Linked DNA regions of Homo sapiens: region 1 is linked to region 2. The links are chromatin loops, found by intact Hi-C in ENCODE. Cell type or tissue: PC-9. All regions are shown on one strand. Links, peaks and the distances in the headings refer to the core of each region. The heading gives the core; the rest is flanking DNA. Region 1 has its middle 5.4 kb from the start of OTUD1. Region 2 overlaps SKIDA1 (SKI/DACH domain containing 1).

Region 1 (8,946 bases), core at 2,093-4,592, 1.9 Mb after region 2:
ATGAACTTAAGTTATAATTGACATTTAAAATAAGGAATAAAATGGAATATAAAATAGAATGCAGTATAGGTAGTAACAATGCATGTTATTTTATGAAACATCTCAGTTATACAAACATACACATGTCTTTATGTAGGGATGCTACAAAATTTCTAAAATACTCAAGAATAACTCATTTATTTAAATGCTATTAAAGATGTTGAAGTGTATTTTTAACATAAAAGATATTTTGACATATCAAGTAAAAAATAGATGACAGAATAGTATCCCTTTTTTTTTAAAGTCAGTATGTATGTGTGTGTGTGTGTGTGTGTGTGTGTGTGTGTGTGTGTGTGTGTGTGTGTGTGTATCAGGGTGTCTTAACCTTGGTACTATTGACATTTTGGGACAAATAATTATTTTTTGTAAAGGGCTGTCCTATACAGGATAGGATCTTTAGCAGATCATCGATCTCTACCCACAACATGCCAGGAGCAGCTCTCCTTCCAGATGTTACAACCAAAAAATGCCTCCAGACCTTGCCAAACTGCTGTGGTTGGGAACCGCTGATACAGATATAATTGAAGAAGAAGTTGTCACATTTATAGGTGGTGTTTTTTTGTTTTTGTTTTTAAGAGATACCGTCTGGCTCTATCTGCCAGGCTGGAGTGCGGTGGTGTGATCCTAGCTCAGTGCAGCCTCCACCTTCTGGGCTCCAGCTATTCTTCAGCTTCAGCCTCCTGAGTAGCTGGGACTACAGGTGTGCCACACCATGCCTGGCTAATTTTTTAATTTTTTTGTAGAGACATGGTCTCGCTCTGTTGACCAGGCTGATCTCAAACTCCTGGTCTCAAGTGATCCTCTGCCTTTGCCTCCTGAAGTGCTGGAATTACAGATGTAAGCCACTGCGCCCAGTCCTGGGTGAGTTTTTTTGTTTGTTTTTGAGACAGAGTCTTGTTCTGTTGCCCAGGCTGGAGTGCAGTGGCAGGAACATGGCTCACTGAAGTCTTGACTTCCTGGGCTCAGGGGATCCTCCCACCTCAGCCTCCTGAGTAGCTGGAACAAGAGGCTCATGCCACCACATCCGGCTAATTTTTAAGGTTTTTTTTGTAGAGACAGGGACTTGCCACATTGCCCAGGCTGGCCTCAAACTCCTGGACTGAAGCAATCCTCCCATCTCTGCCTCCCAAAGTGCTGTCATTATAGGCATAAACCACCACACCAAGACCCTGGGAGGACTATTTTTAAAAAATTGTTTCTCTCTCTCTTCTGCTTATTTATAGCTTTCGACTTTTTTGTGATGACCATGTATTATTTTCATAATAATAAATCCCATAAAAACTATTTACATTTAAAACAATGTGTTGGCTTCATAGTAGTTACATTTATAATTTCAACCATCAAGAAGATTCTTAAGGAAAAAAATACGTTCCTGTGAAAGGGAAACAATTATTTTTTCTCTGCAATTTCTACTCAACACAGAACACTTCTGTGACCAGGTGTAGGGGTTTTTCTCTACACACCAAGCAGTTCTGTGGTGGACACCAACTAGGTGTCCTATAATTCAGTTTAATTCTGACACTATCTACCTGGAGTTAGAGTCAGATCCCAGAGGTTGAGGGCTCTGTCCCACAAGACTGACCTCACTTCAGACATCAATTGCAAGTAGTAGGTTGTTACCTATACCTCTGACCGACTGGTTGCAATCTGGGGGTCCCATGATCCCCTACTTTGGTTTGATTAATTTGCTAGGATGGTTCACAGGACTCAGAGAAATAATTGCATTTATTAGTGTATTATTATTAATGAAGAGTATTACAAAGAATAGAGATGAAAAGATACAGAGGCTGAAGTATGGAGGAGAGAGAATAGAGCTTTCATTGTCCAAGAGTTTTTATGAAGTTTAATCTCCAGTGTCCCCCACAACCCCTTTCCTGGAAGTTGGTGGGTGGGGCTGAAACTTTCGACCCTCTAATCCTCTAATCACTTGCTCTTTCTGTTGATCAGCCCCATCCTGGGGCTAATCAGGGGTCCCACCCTAAGTCACCTCATTAGCAGAAACTCTGCCTGTAATCCCAGCATTTTGAGAGACTGAGGTATGAGGATCGGTCAAGCTCTGGAGTTCAAAACCAGCCTGGGCAACATAGAGAGACCTCCTCTCCACTAAAAATAAAAAAAATTAGCCAGGCATGGTGGCACACACCTGTAGTCTCAGCTACTCTGGAGGCTGAAGTGGGAGGATCAGTTGACCCTAGGAGGTTGAGGCTACAGTGATACATGATTGCACCACTGCACTACAGCCTGAGTGACAGAGCAAGACCCTGTCTCGAAATAAATAAATAATAAATTAAATACAAAAACAAAAAAAGAATAAGGTGGAGCTACATATTGTGACATGAAACGTGTCCAGTATATACTAATTAAGTAAAGAAAAAAGTATAGTGCAGAGAAAATATGTACCATATAATCCTGTAATGCCAAATTTTTGCTCACATGTGTATGATATATATAATCTATATATGCGTATTAAAAAGTCTGAAAATATATACAATAAATGTAAACAGTAGTTACCACTGGAGTGGGAGATGAGGGAGATGGGATGGGATGTAAAGGAATTTTACTTCTATTTTTACACATGTGCATTGCTTTAATTTTTTAACACACTTTTTTAAATTAAATAAAAAGCAATATTAAAGTAACTTAATATCTATCCTCTTTTCTCTTCTTTTTCTTTCCTTTTCTTTTTGGCCACCCAGGCTGGAGTGCAGTGGCATGATCATAGTTCACTGCAGCCTCAACCTCCTGGGCTCAAGCAATCCTCCAGCCTCAGCCTCCTGAGTAGCTGGGACTACAGGCACTTATCACCATGTCCGGCTAATTTTTATACTGTTTGTATAGATGGGATTTTGCCATGTTGCCCAGGCTGGTCTTGAATTCCTGGTCTCAAGCAATCCTCCCCTCTCATCCTCCCCAAATGCTGGAATTACAGGCATGAGCCACTGTGCCTGGTCCTCTTTTCTCATTTCCTTAAGTCTTGGTAAAATAGTTTTATAATATCTGGGCATTTTTACAATTGAGCTCTTAGTCATGAAGGGTGTGTTTCTCAGTCTGGCCTTCTACCCATATAGAAGGAGGGTGGGGTGTGGCTGTTGCCTGCTCCCCACAGAAACACCCTTATGGTCTCTAGGAGGGGTAAGTCATATTGTTATCACGTTCACTTATTTACAGACATTTAGCTACTAGGTAAACATTACAAAGATTGTGGATTTTTAAAATGTTGCCACACAAACAGCCAACTGAGTTATGTTAGAATCATCCTTGGTAACAGATTTCTGCATTTACTGCAGTTATTCAACGTTTGGGTGTGTGCGGGTGTCTTGTTTTTCCTACTTTATGTTAAGCTATTTACAAACAAGGGACATATGATTATACTTCTATTTAAACCTGTGCAGGCCTAGTTACTGTTAGCAGACCTGTCCATAGTATCGGTTAAGGCAACTAGAAGCAGGCAACAGAGCACAGAACAAGATGGTTCTAGTCTACTGTTCTCCTTTTCTAATAGAAATTAACTGAATTCCGGCAACACTTGAGGTTTTGGGGCTCCTCTCTTTCACCATATGCTGGAATGAGTCAAGGCTGTGTATGGGAAATGATCACTCTATTTAAATTATGTCATTTAAACCTCCCTGTTGAGTAACAGACTTGACTTCTCTCAACAGTCAATCGGATCCACAAGATGAAGAATGCCATTGTGTGAGTACAGATTTGAACCCTGTTGCTAATCACTGGATGACCCTTTGGGCTATTTATCAAAAGGATCTGCGCCTTTTCTAAGCCTAAACTCGAGAGTCAATGATTATCCTTTTGTCACAGTCTTTTCTCCATACTTTGTCCTATTTTTTTCTCCTACAAAAACCAAACACATTAGCCCAGCATAGTTGTGCATGCCTGTAGTCCCAGCTACTTGGGAGGCTGAGTTGGGAGGATCACTGAAGCCCAGAAGGTGGAGGTTATAGTGAGCTGAGATCGTGCCACTGTACTCCAGCCTGGGCGTCAGAGCGAGACCCCATCTCTATTTAAAAATAAGAAGAAGAAGAAAGAAAGAAAGAAAGAAAATAAGAAATTATAGGCCGGGCATGGTGGCTCACACCTGTAATCCCAACACTTTGGGAGGCCGAGGCAAGCTGACCACCTGAGGTCAGGAGTTCGAGACCAGCCTGGTCAACACGGTGAAACCCTGTCTCTACTAAAAATACAAAAATTAGCTGGGCGTGGTGGTGGCACACGCCTGTAATCCCAGCTACTTGGGAGGCTCAGGCAGGAGAATTGCTTGAATTCAGGAGGCAGAGGTTGAAGTGAGCTGAGATTGTGCCATTGTGCTCCAGCCTGGGCGACAAGAGCGAAACTCTGTCTTGGGGAAAAAAAAATATACATATATATATTTTTTTCATATGTGTGTATATATATATAAAAAACCCAAACATCTACTGATTGTTTGATCTAGTTATCATATATTGATTTAAAGTTTCTGGAGTTAAGAGGTCTTTACATAATAGAATTTTCAGTGATTCTCTTCTTTAGTATAATGTTCAAGTTATGCAAGTAATACATAAATTCAATTTCGGAAGAGCCATAGATTTAAATAATTAAGGGTAGCTTTCACTTCTGCCTGGTAATTTCACTTCCAGCTGGTGACACGTCAGCCTTGGTAGATGAGCTGGAGAAAGAATATTTAGGTGTTTCCATGACATGATGCTCTTTATTTATTTATTTTTTCACTTTAAATTGTCAGTCCAACAGAACACAAAGAATGAATATATATCAACTCCACACATCACTTCCCAAGATGCTTGCCTTTATTGCTGAGGTACTATTTTTATTTGACAACATTCAGAAAATATTCTGCGCACTTTTCAGAATCTCAGAGAACCACACATAGAACCAACGAAACTAAAAATATGACATATCTGTGTACAATTCCCATATGCTTCATGGAATGCTCAACAAATGTTTACTTTACAAAATGTAAAAGTATTTTTTATATCATGAAGATTACACAAAAAGTTTATAAAAAAATTATAAATTCAAATAGCATTTCTACTAGTCTAGTGCCCTAAATATCCGTTTTATCTGGGCATGAATGATTTGGCTTCAGTAAGCTTCAGCTCACTTATATCATTTAAACAATTACATTTAAGCTATCATATAGAGTACTGTGAATTTGTCAGAAAAAATCTTTAAGATATATAAAATGTTGTCCATGATATATGCAATAATGTCACAAAATAAGTATTGTTGCTGCTGAGACATTTATGGTTAAAATATAATTATCTTTTTATCTCAAGCAATGAGCATAGTACCTGGCTCATGGTAAGGTTTTTAAAAACAGCTTTTATTTAGATATGATTTACATACCATAGAATTCATTCATCCTTCACATGTATAATTCAGTAGTTTTTAGTATATTCACAGAGTTGTGCAACTAGCAACTTTTTGTTTGTTTGTTTGTTTGTTTGTTTTGGAGACAAGGGGTTGCTCTGTCACCTGGGCTGGAAGGCAGTGGCAGGATCATAGCTGACTGCGATCTCAAAGTCTCAAAGTCCTGGGCTCAAGTGGTCCTCCAGCCTCAGCCTCTTGAATAGTTGGGACTACAAGTGCACACTACCACACTCAGCTGATTATTATTATTATTATTATTATTACTGGTAGAGATGGAGTCTTGAATGTTGCCCAGGCTGGTCTCAAACTCCTGGGCTCAAGTGATTCTCCTGCCTCAGCCTCCCAAAGTGCTGGGATTACAAGCATAAACCACCTTGCCCTGCCATAACCCATTTTCTTTTTTCTTTCTTTCTCTCTTTTTTTGTTGAGATAGGGTCTCCTCTGTCACCCAGGCTGGAGTGCAGTGGCACAATCACAGCTCACTGCAGCCTCAAACTCCCAGCATCAGTGGATCCTCCCAACTCAGCCTCCCAAGCATCTGGGATTACAGGTGTGTGCCACAATGCCTGGCTAACTTTTGTATTTTTTGTAGGGATGGGGTTTTGCCATGTTCCCCAGGCTGGTCTCAAACTACTGCACTCAAGTGATCTACCCACCCTGGCCTTCCAAAGTGCTGGGATTATAAGCATGAGCCCCTCGAACAGCCATAAGCTATTTTCAAACCATTTTGATCACTCCAAAAGAAACCCACGCCCTTTGGCAGTCACTCCACATTCCCTCCTCACCTCAGCCTATTCTCTATTCTAGACATTTCATATAACTGGAATTATACAGTATGTGACCTTTTGCATCTGGCTTTCTTCACTTAGCCTGTTTTGAAGATTCATCCATATTGTAGCATGTGTCTTCATTTTGTTCATGGCTGAATAATATTCCATTGTCTGAATGTATCACACTTGGTTTATCCATTCATCATTTGATGGATATGTGGGTAGTTTTTACTCTTTGGATATTATGAATACTACTACTATGAATATTGATATACAAGTTTTTGTATGGAGATATGTTCTTATTTTTCTTGGTTATATACCTAGAAGTGGAATTACTGGATCATATGGTTAACTCTATGTGTAACATTTTGAGGAACTGCTAAGCTGTTTAAAAAGTATCTGCGTCATTTTACAATCTCACAGGCAACGTATGAAGATTTTAACTTCACATTTTCTCCAACACTTGCTACTGTCTGTCTGTCTTTTCTTTTTTTTCCCTTGATACAGGGCCTCATTCTGTCACCCAGGCTAAAGTGCAATTGTGTGGTCATGGCTCTCTGCAACCTCAAACTCTTGAGCTCAAGCAATTATTCCCCCTCAGCCTTCCAGGAAGCTGGGACTACAGGCATGTGCCACCATGCCAGGCTAATTCTTTTATTTTTTATTTTTTGTAGAGACAGGGTCTTGCTATGTTGCCTCGGCTGCTCTTAAACTCCAGGGGTCAAGTGATCCTCCTGCCTCAGCTTCCCAAAGTACTGGGATTATATGCATGAGCCATGGCTCCTAGCCTAGGAATTGTTTTTTCTAGCTTAATTGGATGTATTTAATGTTTATCTAAAGACACAGGATTCAGCTTCTTTGCACAGTTTTTTTTAAAAAATCACATTTATAGTCTTCCCATGTTTTAATATACAGTATATAGCAAAAACGTTACAAGTTATTCTATGCTAAGTTTTGGGATCCTTCTGAGGAGCTTACAGTTGAGGAAGGGAAAACAGTCACGGAAACCATCAGAATAAAAACAACTCACTTCCTGAAAACTTATACTCTTCAATCGTTCTGATCATGTAGCAATTTTCATGCATATTAATTTTAATTACATAATTACATTATAGATAATTATTTGAACTCACGAGAAATCAGATTTGCCTCCCTAATCTCTTTGCTGTCACCTGCAAGGCCTTGTCTTCTCTTAGCTTCCAAGGGCCAAAAACAACATCCAGTTCCAAAGCTGCTATCATTTCTGCTTTGAAGGTTTCCTGAAGTACCACCTCCTCCAGGAAGCCTTTCCACATTGAGATACAGAGTGGACAAGGATTCCTACTGCCAATACACAGTCTTGCATAGTCCACTGCCCCCAGACAAACTAAAAAGATTTTTAAAAATGCATTCATATGTTAATGTTTCAAATCTTCACCTCTTTGTTTTTGTCTGCTGCTAACTTGGTACATCAGAGGTAGTGTGTCTTCTGTGGACCTAGTGTTTTGTTGTTGTTGTTGCTGTTTTCTGCATTTACCCCAACCTGTTAATATCTACTCTTGCTTTAGGGTTTAAATTCTAATATTTTCCTTATCTCCCTTCAGGCTCCAGTTATGCTAGTCCTGCCAGGCACGTGGTGGGTATGGTAAATATTATTTGGTGACGGCCTTGTTAACAGTCTTGTCTTCTGTTTCAGAACACCAGCTAATGAAAGAGTTAAGCGTGAAGTGCTTCATGCACAGAGCAACAGATGCTCAACAAATCAGTGATGAAATCCAAGGATGGTAATTTCCTTTTTCTAATTAGCCATGAGAGCTTCAAGCTCCCAATGGGGTAGTTACCAGAATTTGAAAAGTTAGACAGTCATTTACCTTCTTCTGAGTTAATTTACATAAGCGGCTGGAGTGACCTGAGCTGGGACCCTGCCAGTCATACTGCCCAAAGATAATTAAAAGCCCTGGCTAGGGTCAAGGGACCTGGATAGTAATCTTGGCTTCACCACTGTCTGACAAACCTTGGAAACTCGCTTTCCATCTACTCATTCACTTAGTAAATATTAATTAGGTCCAATTATGTGCCAAGCACGGTGTTAGGGGATGGAAATATAAGAGCAAGACCCAAGTCTCTCAATTCCTGGAATTCACATTCCACCGGAAAGGTGGGGACCGGAGTACAGCCTACATCACCTACAGGTTCAGTCTCCCTATCTCTAAAATGTTAGGACAACCTCTGGGTTCAATTCGAATGTTTAGGCCCTGTTAATTTAGCATTTGATCACAGCTCAGAATATAGCAAAAGTCTCCCACTACCTCTGGCTTTCCCTTACAAAGGCGGGTATTACAAAAAGACTCGGTAGAAGTATTTTCTATAGTCTATCTTGCCCCGGAATGCAGGTCACGACTTTCTCCACCGCTTTTGACCTCTGGCTAGCATTCACACCTATTCTCAAAGGGCCCTAAGTGATACTGCATTTGGTATTCTGAGAAAGCTTGTTTATAAAAGCCTAAAAGGCTTCCTTGCTTTCCCCCAAGCCAGATATTTGCCAAATGGCATAGGTCAGAGGTGCAAAGTTGGTTTTGTCTTAGCAAGGCAAGAGAATCCACTAGCGGACTCACCCTTACCGGTGAGTCCAAGGAAATGCATAGAAAAGACACAGTGGTAAAACTAGCTGGGCACCTGTAATCCCTGCCCAAGGCAAGGCTGAGGAAGGGGGATCACTTGGGCCCTGGAGGTCGAGGTCGCAGTGGGACATGATGGCGCCACTGCACTCAGCCTGGAA
Region 2 (9,677 bases), core at 2,653-5,152:
CAGTATGTATGAGGCAGCTTTTACTAGCATTTAATCAGGACTCACACCCCAATCTTTCCACTAAAAAAAAAAAAAAAAAGTTAAGTGCAACTACTCTTGGAGAGGGAATAAGGGGAGTCAAAAGAAAAAGATACCCCACAAACAAGAGCTCCAGAAAATAACATTTTGGGCTCACAGAAACTTCTTGCTACCTCACCTCACCTCACTGTGTAACCATGTAACCTAACAAACTTTCACTGAATTAACAGTTACACTTTCAGCTCTGAAATCTAGTGCATAAACTTAATGGCTCATTGTAATATTTATTATTCAACCTTTTGACATTTATTTGTAGCAGTTGAATTGAGGTACCGGGTGCATTATTAGCATCGAAACAGTAAAGTGTTCCAGCTCTACCGTAATAACTGAGTTTTACTTGAGTCTTTAGCCTGAAGTAGTCTGTGGAATGTAAACCAACCCTTCTCCCACCCCGCCCCCACCCTACTCCAGAAAAAAAAAAAAAAACCCGCAACGGAAAAAAAGTAATCCGATTTCTGTCTTCAAAATGCGATAAACCAGGACTCCAAAGGGGGTGTAACACATTAATGGACTTGTACAAACCATCCTGTGCAGTTTACAACAAAAGGAAGGTAATATGGTTCAAGAAAATATCTTCCAAAACATTTTTATGAATTAAATTTCCTGAATTTGTGACTAGGTGGAAGAGGTATTGCAGAACCGCCCAGCTGCCATTTCCATATAGGATGGGCCTTGTGAGGAGTTTGAGAATCCTTAGTGGTGTTTAAGGAATACGCCGGCCACAAATCCCCATCTCTCCCAATAATGAGTGATGGTGGACAAGGAAAATTTGCCATGAAATGAAATGGCCTTTTCACTGCTGATGCTACATTGCTGGCTACCTTTTTGCGTCTGTTTATAACTGTAAAATCATCCAGTGTTCCTTCATTTGTCTCAGTTTTACCTGTAGGACGAGGGCTTCTAGCTGATTTCAAATTTGGTTTGACTGGAGGTGTCTGAAGGACAGGTCGCTTTCCCAGTACTAGTGTCCGGTAATTTTTTCTCACCCTGGCACCAAATTTATATTCCCCATCCTCAGGTTTTGGAGAACCTAAAGTGCATGAAAGGCCCTGACTTTGAGCCAGTGGATTTAAGGAAGGAGTTTCTTTTTCAGGGCATGCAAAACCTTCCTTGGCTGTGGTTAACAAGGCGTCCTCCTCTTTACTCTCAGTCACACTGTAAAACTCACCCTTTGTATCATTGCACTCGCACTTTAGCTTATTTGTAAAAAGGTGAGGTTCATATTCTTCATTAGCACTACTGTCTTCTACTTTGATTTTAATATTGTGCAGAAATGGCAATGTCTTGTCGCCTGTGTCAGTGCAGGGATTCTCGGCTTTAGTTGCTGCTGCTCCTGCAGCGTTCACTTCAGGATCAGTCTGCGAAGAGGGCAAATCCGTAGCAAATTCAGGACAATGAAGGATTTTGGAATATTTTTCTGAATTTGCTTCTGCTCCTGAAGAATCATTATTTAAGAACCTAGCAGCTATTGTGTTGTTATCTGCACAGTGTGTAGTAGGAGTTGTTTGTAGGCATTTCCTAGCCTCTCGGAGTATTCTTTGTTGTGGAAATGCATTGTTTGTCTTTGGGCTAGGTGAAGAGGCCCCCTCTGCCAGGCAGTTAATTGTCAGGTCAGTTCTCTTTACAGCATTGGAAATTTCAGAGTGTGGGAATGTAATCTCAGATACCCTATCGTTCCTTATCTCAGCGAAACAACTCCCCAGGCTGGCCGGGCAGTACACCGGAGATGCTTTGGGGGCCCAGCTCTGCAGATTCCACTCCGCCGGCGACTCCGCTTTGACACTACTCTTGAGGTCGGGAAGTCTGCCGGCATCCTCGAAAGCAGCGGGTTTGGTTGCAGCGGCGGCGGAGGCCAGATGGTACAAGAAGTTGGCCTGCGCCTGCACGCTGGGAGGCTTGCAGAAGCTGGTGCGCCTGAATCGGATGCTCTGCACTGACACTTGGCTGGAGCCGGAGCTGGAGTCCGACTCGGTGGACGAGTCCTCCTCCTCCGAGCTGACTTCACTGGAATCCGAGGCCCCGCTGCCCCCCTCCTCCTCCTCTTCCTCCTCCTCCTCCTCTCCCTCCTCCTCCTCTTCCTCTGAGGACACAGAATTGCTGGAGCTGGACAAACTGGAGCCAAAATCCGAGTCGTTGGCCGCGTGGTCCGAGTAGGAGCTGGACTCGGAGTCGCTGCTGCAGCTCTCGGGAAAGCTGCCCAGATGGGGCTGCGGCCGGTGGTGGTGAGGGGGGTGGTGACTCTGCTGCGGCGGCTGGGCCCGGTGGTGGTGGTGGTGGTGGTGATGGTGGTGGTGGTGGTGGTGGTGCGGAGGCGGGCAGAAGCCGTTGACCAGATGAAACCTCTCCAGGCAAGTGGCCCCCGCGGCGGCCGCCGCCGCCGCTGCCGCCGCCGCCGCCGCCGCCGCCGCCTTGGCTTTGTAGGACCTGGGCAACAGCAGCAGGCGCCGCGCGCCGGCGTGAGGCGCGAGCAGGCAGTCCTTGGCGCCGCCGCGCTTGCGCTTGCAGCGGTAGCTCAGGCTCCCCGGGCCTCCGGCGCCCGCCGCTGCCTTGGGCTGGGGCCCGGCCGCCGATACCTGGTAATAGGCGGCGGCGGCGGCGGCGGCGGCGGCGGCAGCAGCGGCGGCGGCGGCGGCGGCGGCGGCTGCCGGGTGTTTGCTGCACAGCAGGCTCCGAAAATAAGCAGGGTCCGAGGGGAAGGCGACGTAGTTTCCCTGGAGCGGGGCAGTTTCATAGTTTAGAGGGGGTTTGCACGGCGAGCGCACGATCTCCGGGTAGTGCGAGCCGGGGTATTTGCTAAAAATCTGAGGTAGATGGGCGGCGGGGCGCGCGGCGGCGGCGCCCGGGCGCTGGGACTGCGCGCTGATTGGCAGGGGCCGCGCGGCTCCGCTCAGGCCCCGCCAAAGTTGGTGCTTGTCCTTCCAAAATCCCGGGCGGGGGCTGGCGGCAGCGGCGCGCTCTGGCGGCGGCGCCTTTGTGGCCAGGGCCCGGCCGACCCGCCTGCGCTTGGTCTTGAGGACGCGCTCGGTTTTGCAGGAGGTGTAGAGCGCTTCCACGTCTTCCCGGGAGATGAGCGTGCATTTGGCGGCGTGGAAGGCGATGCTGTTAATTGCCTTGAGTTTCCGCAACTCCTCCAGATCGCAGTGGTGCTTCTTCACTTTCAGATGATCCATGCGCTTGTGCACGGTCGTCCTCGGGATGTTTTTCAGCAGATCTGTGAAGACTTGGGAGAGGGCAAACATTTGCTTCCCTTTAATGATGAGGTAGCCGAGCCTCACGCCATCCACCTCTTCAAAACCTGACTTCAGGTCTCCCATCTCGGGCACTAAATGATCCCCACCATTTGCAGTAAATATATACGTGACGCATACATACACATGTATGTATGTTAATCCTCAGCCAGATGCTGCGTGTGTCTCAAGGCATCCTGCTAATAAAATAACAAAGACTGTTATTCCCGGCGAAGGAAGTGCCAAACTCTAGGCGAAATTATTGGGGGGGGGGAAACCCCATGAAATTACACTGACTTGATTCTTGCTTTTTTGTTGTTGTTGTTTTCGTTTTTTTAAAAAAGAGGGAAAAAACCATCCGGTTTCTGATCTGCCAGTGTGTTGGTCTGAGTCCCCGATGCAGATCAGTACCTGGGCCCCTCTATTCCTTCCTTCTCCATTGGAGCACTATGATAATGGAATGTGAAGGGAGAAAGAGAAAAGAAATGCAGCTGCTATTCCCGCCGCTGCTTTAGCTACAAATAAAATGACAGAGTGAAGTGAGCTCGTCCGGAGACACCTTCATCAATTAATTCCCCTAAAGCCAGCGCTGATTGGACACTCCTGACAGGTGATGCAATAAAAATTGATATTCCACCCCTTCCCCCCAAAATCTCCCACTAATTAGCATACCCTTATACTGCCACCTCCCCTCCCAAAGTAAATAATACAGTCGGTATATAAATCTTTCCATTAAACTATCGGAGCTCAGAAACAGCCTGACTCACAGACTTCATCAGAAGCAGTGTGTGTACGCTTAAGGGAGAAAAAAAAAAAAACCGCACCGTATATTCGCCTTTAAAGAAATACTGCCTATTTTTTTCGTTTATTTGCATTTTACCGATACAGCTATTATCATTTCAAAGAAAAGCATTTAAAAAACATTATCAAGCCGAAAGAGAGATACCCCACCCCCTTTTCCTTTTGGAAAATGGAGCTTAAGGGAAAATGTGCAGAATAGCCTGGTATTTCCCTTACAGGAGTGGGGAAGGAGACCGGCTGGGAGCTCCAAAGTTAAACCCGCCCCGTGAACCACCCCAGTGCGGACTTACGTTTGGAATTTCTCTCGATTTTCCTTTTTTTTTTTTTTTTTTCCTGAAATGCCTTTTTACAACCAGAAACAAAGTTATTTGACCAAGGAAGCAGTTCAAGGCTCCAGCTCCGAAACACTGTAACAATTCAACTGGATTTCGGTTCTCTGCTGGGGGGTGGGGTGGGGAGGAGGTAGTTTCACGTCAGACCCATAACAAAGCATAGATAAGCCAGAAATGTGTACACTTTTCCACAATTAACCGTACTGGATTGGAGGCGGGATCGTCCAAGAGTCCCCAGCAAAGCCTTTGCCAGGGTCCTGTTCACCACAGGTCAGAATTCCAGGGAGCAGATTGCTTCCTTCTGCAGCAAAGAAAAGAAACTGTCAAACGCCCAAGGTGCTTCCAGAGGTTTTACGTAATAACAATGAAAAGAAAGTGCTGATGTACGATGCAGACTGTTTCAGTGGTTTGTGATGCTTTTGGTTGGTAGTTTAGGTAAATCTTCCACAACTCCCAGTTTTTCCATCAAAGTCAAGCATCTGCTTTAACAAAATCACTTTGGATGAAAATCAATGTGGTTTAACCTCTTCTTAGTCAAATTAAGGCAAATTTTGGTGTCGTTTTCAAGGATATCCAAAATATTGCCAAATGAGAGCAAGGGTCCTCCCAGTCGCATTACCACGATCCCAAGGCGGCTCCTTGGCTGCTTTGCAAAATTCGGCAAAATCTTCTTAACTGTTCAGTGTTTGCAACTACAACATAAATGCAACCCAGGCATTTATGTGTTTCCTTGTTCCTCCAAAAATAGACACATCCGCGTGATTAAAAGAATAAACGGATATTTCTGAGCCTGCAAGAAAAAAATTATACAGTAATTTCTTTTTTCACATTCAAAAGTCCCAGCTTCCCCTGCTCTGGTCTGGATGGCACGAGCAGGTATGGCTCAAAAAAGAAAACAAAGATAAAAACTGAGGAATCAGACATACAAAAAGGTAGTTTGCCTGACAAGATGAAATCTCGGCCATAATTCCCCACCCCCACCCTCATCTCCTTTGTAATTTCCCAGGAATTTTGAAAAGAATTGGGAATTTCAAGAAGTGCATCCGGAAATTAAGGAAGTCTATTTAAGAGAGTCTGTAACTCAGGAGGTTGGGATTTGAAAAGTCAGCCCCTGAACTACTGTTGCACTCAGCACAGATGTAATCGCCGCTCTTCAACTTAATCAATGTATGTACAAACCGCGATGTCTAGTTCTTGCCTTTGAAATCTAAGGCTAGCATTTCCATCCAAGAAATCAGAGCTACAGCAAATTACATTTTTGTCCCTTGAATGAAAGAAGGATCATTGAATGGATCTCGTGATATTTCAGGCTTTAAACGTAACCGAGAGGCAGCAATGAACAATGCCTCGTCACAGCTAATACCATCCAGCGAGTTGGCTTTCTTTTGCATCTGGATCTATTACACCGTGTTTTTCTCTTTCACTTTCACAGGAGACAAAATGCACAAGGTTTAGGCAGAAAGCGAAGTTTCCAGGAAAAGCAGATGCTGGTGTTTGTTTTTAAAAGTAGAATGACCAGAGTCTTTCTATTGCCAGCAACAATAATGTCGTTTTAAAATTCCTTCTGATGCACTTATATAGTACTGCCAGCCCTCGCCCTCCCACCCCCACCCCCGCCATTCCCCTCCCCCAGCTTTAAGAATTAGACCAAAGAGTCAGCCAAGAAATAGTAAACTCAGAAAAAGCTTTTGAGAAGACAGTACAAAAGGTTGGCTAGAGCATCCTTTTTTTTTTTTCTCCAGGTAGTTTTAGTTGTTCTCCATTCCTGTTTATATTTCCTCTCTCTCTCTCTCTCTCCTAGTCCTCCTACACATAGCAACATGATTTAGTAGCTATTTCAAAACTACCTTCTTTTCCTCTCTCTTCCTCTCTTTCCACCTTTAAAATATTGGCAATATAGGTGGTTTTGAAAACTAGTAGCATATTAAGTTATTTTTTTTTAACTAAGGGCATAATCTGTTGGGTGAAATAGAGAAAAATAAAGGCTAGGGAATTTGAGAAATGTGTCTATATAGACTTTGTGCAAGTATCTCTATATGTACACTCAGACACCTTTACACTTATACATTTTTAATACTACTATTACACATCTTTCTTCGTGTCTAATACATTCTTTTGTTCCTTTAACTTCCCCATCCTTGTGTGTATGTGTGTGTTAGGCTCCAGCACTCTTGCTTGAATGAGTGCATGCACACACACACACACACACACACACACACAAACACAGAATGTGACAGACAGCTTTCTTGGGCCATCAGCACACGTTGCATATCCGGGGTCTTCTCCAGGCACATTGGGGGTCGATCCCGATAAAAAGATCTAGCAGAGGCCCCTGAGCGCTCACACATGAAAGGCAGGGGACTTTAAGATGGATTTGCATGCACACCGGGGATTTCGATCAATAGCTACCAACATTTATGGCTTAGATTATTAATGTGAAAGCTGGCCAAAAGAATGGGGATGAAAAATTAAAGGTGTCTGTTATCAATTATGCTTAAAGTTATGCAATAATTTACTTACTTTGCCTGATGTGCAGATCCAGATGTATAAAGTACTATTCTTCAAAAGCCAGGGGGTTTCTTTGATAAATTTGTTGACCATGTCAGCTGACTCTACAATCAAAGATGAACCCAATTCAGATAATGGACTGTATTCAAATTTTTTTAAGAAAAGATATATCAACTTCTATGTTTCTCAAATGCAAGTACATATGTAGATAGATATGTCCAAATTAACATTTATATATATATATCCTTCTCTGTGGGTCCAGGAAATTATTGTGAATTTAGGCACATGTATGATATGCATTGAGTTTAATTAAATGTGATTATTTACTCAGTGAGGAATGCCTAATCTACACACTATTGTAAAAAGTGCTTTAGCTTTGAAAACAAAGCTGCTTGCAAAAGGAAAATCCTCTTTAGCAAATAGAGATTGAAATATATTCCTAATGTCCACTTACTTCTGCATTTATTGTAAAAAATCAGCACTTTCAGTTTTTAAAGTGAAGGGCCATGAAAATATGAACATATTTGTCTTTACTTATCCCATATGAATGTGCTAGATTTACCTTTAGATGCTCTATTTTGATTTATTTTCACTGTATTTTATGTTTCAATACCATTGCAATTCAGTCTGACCTCTTTCCTCTGGAGCGAAGTAATGCACACGGCATTTACAGTCTTTTAAATGGTTAGCTGGGAAATGCAATAGCAATTTGCAGGAGTAGTTTACTAATGGGGAAAGTTCTTTTGAAAACCTGAAGGAAAACCTAAGAGTACTTTTGCATTTCTACACTACAACTGTCATATAATTAAAGTATTGAAGAGCATTAAAATAATCCTTTTCCTTCCAAGCTTTCACCCATACATACATAATTTAAATGAGGATCACAGCCACCCCCCCCCCCCCCCCCCCCCCCCCGCCACCAGCTCTTCACCATATACGTTTGTTTTAGTGATTGCTGGGCACATTTTGTTCAAAGTGAATTCAGACAGAAAAGAGTAAGGAACATCACAAAGGCCTCAACAATGTAAGTATGCTGGTTAAAAGAATAAAAGCCCCTTGTGCTATTAACTAAAAGTAACTATAATATTCACAAGATAAAAGTTTAAAATAATAATAAAGTCTCATATGGCTGAATTAGTTGAGGATATAAGACAATAAAATCTCAACAGTTCTTTAGCTAAGTTTATCTAATATCACATCTTCTCTGCTTTTTGGGATGGGAAAATGGGAATGAAGGAGTAGAAAATGGCTAAATTGAGAAACAAATGATAACTTAGTATATTTCCTTTAATTTTTTTTCTTTCTGGTTCATTTGAACAAATCAGGGTAAGTCTCCAAAAGGGCCCATCCCTCTGTTCTTAGGCATTTAAAAACCCTGTCTTTAACAGAAGTTTGGGACACAGGGTATATGCCATGTTGTCTACTGACCCATAATCAAAATGCAGTGACCTTCTACCCTTTTTTTGCCCCCTGACCCATCTTGAATTCAATGCAGCCTTTATAAATTTGCAAATCCTTGGAGGTAAAGGGGTTTTTGTGAGGCTTTGTTCTGAAAAAGCCCTAAGAGTGTGCTTTCTAAATTAGACAAAGGTAAAGCAACAAATCCTAGTGGATGAGATTTTACACAGGTGAGCAATAGGCACCTCCAGATAACATATATTGCAAGCTAAAAACCAGTTATAAACATAGGAGACAAGGAGGTTATAGATTGCATCAAATTAGAGTGAGGTACAAATCACTTTCATGATGTAAGAAACGGCTAGGCCACAATCTTCCTGCTCTTCTCATCTCAAGGGCTGTGGGGGACCCTAGTGACCAAGGAAGGAATGGGGTGGGGGGAAGGGGGCAGGGAGGAAAAGAAAGGAGTGAGACTTGATCTGAATCTGTGGGCACATTCCCTTATCTTTCCTGCTATCAGCCAGTTTAAAGGACACCATAATTATGATGGTGATAAAACAATGCCTGCTTATGTGTGCTGAATAAATAAAGAATGTTTACAGCTCAAGAATCTTTTAATTCCAATTAAATGCTATCAAAGAAAAGCCACTTTTCCTACTGCAACCGCCTTTCCCCCCAATTATCTTGTTTTGTTGTAATATTTTCCTATGAGACACATGGGCCTTTCACAATTGATCCTGAATGCAAAAGAAAAAAAATCAGAGAAAGTAGAGTTTGACCTTCAGATATTAAATAATACACAAATATCCAGAACCACAATTTGTTAGGGTTGCCCAAGTTTTTGTTTATTTTACACAAGGGCCAAACATATAGAGACTGAAGTGGTGACACCAAGTGTTGAGGCCTACCTATGGGCTGCTCAGCCATACTGAAATCCTGAGCCACCACGAGGGGAGAGAGGAGAGACAAGACATGAGGAGCCTGATGGTCTCTGGAAAGGGAATCCTCTTCTGGTTCTGTTCCCCTGGCTTCAGCCCAAATCCTTCTGGGAGCACTGGAGCCAATCACTGTCTTTCACTGCTGCAGCTACTGGGAACCTACAAAAAAGCGGGAGATAAAAAAAAAAAAAAAAAAATCACAAGTTCGAATTTATGGATACACAAGTATCATTTCATATTCATGACATCAGCAAATCACATCATAATCAGATTTGAGCAAGGTTTGGACACTAAGACCCAAAAGACTGGACACTCAACACTGACAGTATCACATATTAACCAGAAAATTCGCTTTTTTGTTATGGAATCATAGGGTGAAAATTAAGTCTTTTAAC

The links. Peaks named below come from ENCODE experiments on the same cell type or tissue, not always from the same donor. Only the 100,000 strongest peaks of a DNase experiment are listed, where the experiment ranks them.
Region 1: a loop joins it to region 2, with 9 times the contacts of the local background. A loop is called at or near these places in 4 of 110 quality-filtered maps.

The regions. Positions count from the first base shown.
Region 1 is chr10:23,429,245-23,438,190 of GRCh38, forward strand. No RefSeq gene overlaps it. Among named protein-coding and RNA genes, the nearest start is that of OTUD1, 5.4 kb to the right of the region's middle. RefSeq lists an enhancer at 2,913-3,975. In PC-9, for the core only: no CTCF peak of the experiment used is centred there; DNase peaks (open chromatin) are centred at 3,147 and 3,657; H3K4me3 peaks cover 1,094 bases; H3K27ac peaks cover 2,308 bases.
Region 2 is chr10:21,514,431-21,524,107 of GRCh38, forward strand. SKIDA1 (SKI/DACH domain containing 1) reads right to left here. Exons shown (of 4, transcript NM_207371.4): 2 at 9,253-9,441; 3 at 6,959-7,050; 4 at 1-5,228. The coding sequence starts at 3,392. The coding sequence ends at 666. Among named protein-coding and RNA genes, the nearest start is that of SKIDA1, 6.4 kb to the right of the region's middle. RefSeq lists a silencer at 2,868-3,027. In PC-9, for the core only: no CTCF peak of the experiment used is centred there; a DNase peak (open chromatin) is centred at 3,991; H3K4me3 peaks cover 2,469 bases.